2 separate regions of the Homo sapiens genome follow, and region 2 is linked to region 1. Evidence: read pairs that join two places in POLR2A ChIA-PET (ENCODE). Cell type or tissue: OCI-LY7. All regions are shown on one strand.

Region 1 (2,500 bases):
GGATGTCAGAGTGCTAGGGAGACATAAGGGAAAAGGGATTTGCTGCCTGTGTAGGGATGTGAGGGTCATTTGGAAGTGGAATCTTGAAAGTTGACTGGATAGTCCACTCTTGATGATCTGTGAATTTACATATTATTTAATTCAAGAGGAATATTTACATTTTGGCAAATCTTGAATTAAAACTCCCATAGTTACCTTTGATTAATTATGGGCTCTACTGGCATCTCAAAATTTCTATTTATTTTGGCAGCTGACACACTGGCGTACACTTTCCTTTCAAACCAAAATATTTTCCCTTCCCTTCTTTACCAGGGAAAGTTTAAGCCAGAAAGAGAAACTTCTGTAGCCTGGTACAGATATGTAGCAGTCTGAGAAATGATGATCACAGTAATATATGTTTTTATAGAAATAGAATGAGTCAAGGGATAGCTGAATTTTGGCTTTGGTTCTTAATAATGTGGTTACATTCAATTAATTACCTTTTGTGTTTTAGACTCAGTCTAGTAATGCCAAAACATACTAGCTCAAGTATAAAAAGAAGCAATAATAGAGTGGTGGTGGTGGTGGTGGGTAGCATGGGTTATATTTAGATGAGAACATTTAAACTCAGTACAGTTTTTGCCTGTGAGCACATAACCTAACTGTGAACACCCCAGCATCCAAGACAAAAATGTAACATGATGGGTGATGTAGATCTCATTCTCTAATGAAAATAAGCATACTTTTAAACAAGAGTGAAATATTTTTGAGAGAAATTTGCCTTGCAGGTTTCTAATCATGGGGCGTTGACAGACAATGAATTTTTCCATTGCTGACAAATTTTACAAGAAAATTCATAGATGTTTAACAAACAGCAGTTACTAATATTTTCTGCTTATTAAAATCTGAGATCATGCTGTTAAGCCATAATTCTATAAAAGCAAGTCCAAAGGGACCAGTATATACTATGTATTTTCTGATGATGTGACTTGATAAATAGGTTGAATCTGAAGGAATGAGTAATTAGCATATCCTTTGTTTAGACTGTTTATCTTGGCTTGTAGGGCATTTGACCAGTTGTGAGAGAGAGAAGACATGTCAGTAGTAAATACCTGAATGGCAGATATTCCATGTAGCTGAATGAAAAAAAAAAAAAAAAGCTATATGCTTAAGATATGGGGTATATGGATGCCAGAGATAGTATTTTATTGTGAAAATTCAAGCACCAAATTTGTATTTTGTTTGTTCTTAATGGTGAGCCACTCACCTCTTGATGCTTTTTCTTAAGGAATTTTGTTTTGGTGAAATTGAACTTTATTTTAATCTTTCCAAAGGTATGGACCTTAGAACTTGAAAGACAGAGCTGTTTCAGGTTTTGAGAGCAAAGCCCTTCTCTTCATAAGGAAATCATACAGTAGTTCCTGTAGAATATTTAAGCTGGACTGCATCATAGCTGGCCAACTAGGATAAAAGCTATAAAGCACACCCCTAAGGATCTAATGAAGTTAACCTGTTGAATGGATTTGCTTAACTCCGTGGTTCTCAAAGAGTAATCCCTGGTGTCATTTGGAAACTTGTCAGAGATGGGAATTCTTGGACACGACCCATGCTGAATGAGACTGTGGGGATGGACCCAGTAATCTGTATTTTAACAAGAACTCCAGGTGATTCTGACGTACTCTCAAGTATGAGAAACGCTGGCTTAGATCAGCCATCTGGATGTTAAAAAAAAATGGCCACAAATGATTATTTTGGTCTGTGGCATAATTACAATTTGGTTGTTTTTCCTGATAGGAACAGACCAGCAGGTTCACGTGCTGCTTGTGGCAGCTTCTGGAATGTCATGAAAAGCCTTGTCATTAGCTATATACTGATGTAGGTCTTCCCATTTTGCCCTGGCAGGCAGTATTATTCAGGTGTATACTAAAAACAAGGGTCCTCTCTGAAACATTCATTTTGTTTTGTCAGAAGCTTATTTTTATCAACTTTGATTTTCATAGTGGTATCATAAGGTCTTTCTTTTAGAAATTGTCCTGTGAAGTAGAGATGACAGAAACTGAAACTAACCAGTTACTGACATGCAACTCAGTATATTAAATATAATAATTAAGACTACAGAATATGATGAGGTTTAAGCATTGTGATAAAGTTTGCTTTGCTTAGCCTTGAAAATCATTGGTGATCTTTTATTTTCCTTCATGATTACTAAGCTCACATGTTCTAGAGTCAGAAGGTCTGGGTTCACATTCTGCCTCCACTTACCTAACATTGATGGAATTATTTAAATACTCGAAGCTTCAGTTTCTTCATCTGTGAAGTGGGATAATAACTGAACATATCTAATTGTATCAGGGTTTTGTGAAGAATAAATGAGGTTATGAATGTAACCCATAATGTTAGCTGCTGATAGTAATCCTATTAGTACTGTTACTACCACCAGTACTCCTGTGGTTAGTAGATAACCCAGAGATGCATTTATGATGGGTCTCTAATTTGTATGCCACTCTGTCATCTCAATGGG
Region 2 (2,500 bases), 170 kb before region 1:
CGCCCGCCACTGCGCCCAGCTAATTTTTTGTATTTTTAGTAGAGACGGGGTTTCACCGTGGTCTCGATCTCCTGACCTCATGATCCGCCCGCCTCGGCCTCCCAAAGTGTTGGGATTACAGGCGTGAGCCACCGCGCCCAGCCCAGCTGTTACCTTCTTTAGCCGGGTTCCATCCTGTTTCCTTTCCAGCATTTGGCTGTGCTTTTGCCCATGCAGGTCCCTCTACCCAGAATATCAATATCCTGAATGATTTGTTTAGCAAACTCCTATTGATTCTCCAAGACCCAGCTCAAATGTCCCTTCCTCTGTGAAGCCTTCCCTGACTACCCGAGCAGCTGGTTACTTTGTCATCTGTACTCCAACATAATTTGCTTTTGCTTTTGATGCAATCCAGTCATTGCATGGTAACTATTGTAACTGTTCCCACTGCCCTCCGCCCTGCCCCCACACCCTGCACCGGCAATCCTTGATGTACCCTGAGCCCTTGGCTAGGCTGTGAGATCATGAAAGATAAGGCCTCTACTTGTTCTTCCTGGTAATTCACAGCGTGGATGTTTTGTGATTCTTGAGTTGAATGAATATATGACTGCTGGAAACAAATAAATGGACAAATGGATGATTATAGGGAACATTAAACACTGATATAAGAAAAGCACAGGTCCAAGGAAACTGTGCCCTTTTCCCCACATATTGCTTTATTCAAGCCCAGGCTGGGTTAAACGTTCAGGAATAAGGAAGGCTATATTCTGCCTAGAGAGAGACCACCTAGGATGGAGGATCATGGAAAGAAACTGGAGACAAAAAAGGAGGAATTCTAGACCCATCTGTCCCCCGGACCTGCTGAGCGACCTCAGGCCAGTCTCTTAGCCTCTCTCTGCTGCAGCACAGAAGGCTTCAGAAAGCCCCCACCCCTGGGGCTGGGGGAAGAAACCCACGGTCTGAAGAATGTAGAGGCCAAGCTAAGGTCAGTCACGGCTGACGCCCTTTCAGGAAGGCCCCACTCCTTGACCCATGACGGCAGAGACTGGTGACACCTGCCAGCCCCACCCTGGAGAAGGAAGGGCCTCAACCACAGTCACGGCTATGAGCTGGAATGTTTCCAAGAGAGGCCCCTGCGGAAGGAGCCAGGCACTGGCTGCTGGAGTGAGCATCAGTTGTAGATACAGGGTGTGCAGGTCTGGACCTGACCACACCCCAGCATCACAGAGGCCACTTGCTCCCAGTCCAAAGAGGCCTTCTATCACCTCCTAGCACACTCCAATTCTTCTGAACCGTGCAGGCTTTGTGCTCGCTTCTCCCCTGGGCTGGCCCTTTCTCCTCATTCTGGCCACATTGTAAGTCATCTCCTTAGGGACCTCCTTTAACCACCCCACCTAAATTGCCTCTCTCATTCCTGGTCTCTCTTCAGTCACTCTCTACTTCTCCGCCTGATTTTATTGACCTCCCAGCACTCACCCCACCCTGAACCATCTCATCTTCTTCTGTGTTTACTGCCTGACTCTCCTTTATACCCTCAGTTGTGAGTCAATGACCCGGTCTCTCTTAGTTAGGTTTATCCCCAAGTCTTAGCACAGAGCCTAGTACAGAGTGGGCCACAGGGGTTGAGTGAATGTTTGTTAAGTGAATGAGTGAGCTATGAATAAGTAAGTGGATGGATGGATGGATGGACGGATGGATGGATGAGTGGGCCAAACTCTCTGAACCTAAGTGGGAACAGGCCTCTGTGTGTGGTACCAGGCCAATAGGCTATGGGTTTTCTCACGTGCATCTCGACAGCTGGGTCTTGTGCTGAGACCTTGGAGCCCCTCCATGGGCTCTGGAGGGTCCAATTTTTGGCTGTACCCTCAGTTGCCAGCACAGGGCCAGAGTCGATGTCCAGAAACTGGGCATGCCTATGTCCAGTGAATGGACAGGGTCAAATTCCTGTAGCAGGAGCCATTGGGAAGTAGTTAAGAGCATGGCTCGGGAGTCAGGAGTTGATGACCTGGGTTCAAATCTCAGCTGTGACACTTTCTCACTCAGTAGACAGAGCACTTTTCTTACCCTCTCTGGGCCCCAATTTCCTTAGTACCAAACAGACTATATCGGTAGCTACCCCATGGGGATATTGTGAAGAGGGAGTGAGACAATGCATAGAAAGTGCTGGCACTCCATAAGGACTCAACACTAACATCAGAGCCCATGGCTCCAGCACCTGCTGAGGGTGCTGGCCCACCACAGCGGGCACCTGGTAGGTGCTTGTTAAGTGAGCAATGAACTCACATGAAAAGCGATGCCACCTTCAACCTCCCTCTCAGGCCATCCAGTGTCTTCTTCAGTTGAGACCCCTCCAACACCTCCCTTTACTGCTCCTGCATTGCCACCCTACGCTGAGCTATAGCTACATCCCGTCATGGTGTGCTGGAGAGAAGGGTGGGACCACTTTGATTTGGTTTTCTTGGTCAGATAGTTCATTTGGCAAGCATGGTCCTGTTGCCTACTCTGTGAGCAGTGTGAAGCT

The links. ChIA-PET counts read pairs that join two places held together with the same protein. Peaks named below come from ENCODE experiments on the same cell type or tissue, not always from the same donor. Only the 100,000 strongest peaks of a DNase experiment are listed, where the experiment ranks them.
Region 2: POLR2A ChIA-PET joins it to region 1 with 5 read pairs; 7 of 35 experiments call an interaction of 5 or more read pairs at or near these places.

What each region holds. Positions count from the first base shown.
Region 1 is chr5:173,901,939-173,904,438 of GRCh38, forward strand. The region is part of intron 1 of CPEB4 (cytoplasmic polyadenylation element binding protein 4); the gene reads left to right. Among named protein-coding and RNA genes, the nearest start is that of CPEB4, 15 kb to the left of the region's middle. RefSeq lists a silencer at 1-82. In OCI-LY7, no CTCF peak of the experiment used is centred here; no DNase peak of the experiment used is centred here; H3K4me3 peaks cover 2,103 bases; H3K27ac peaks cover 2,356 bases.
Region 2 is chr5:173,736,174-173,738,673 of GRCh38, forward strand. All of the region lies in intron 1 of LINC01484 (long intergenic non-protein coding RNA 1484), which reads right to left. Among named protein-coding and RNA genes, the nearest start is that of LINC01484, 8.8 kb to the right of the region's middle. RefSeq lists an enhancer at 963-1,122. In OCI-LY7, no CTCF peak of the experiment used is centred here; a DNase peak (open chromatin) is centred at 1,038; H3K4me3 peaks cover 1,993 bases; H3K27ac peaks cover 2,444 bases.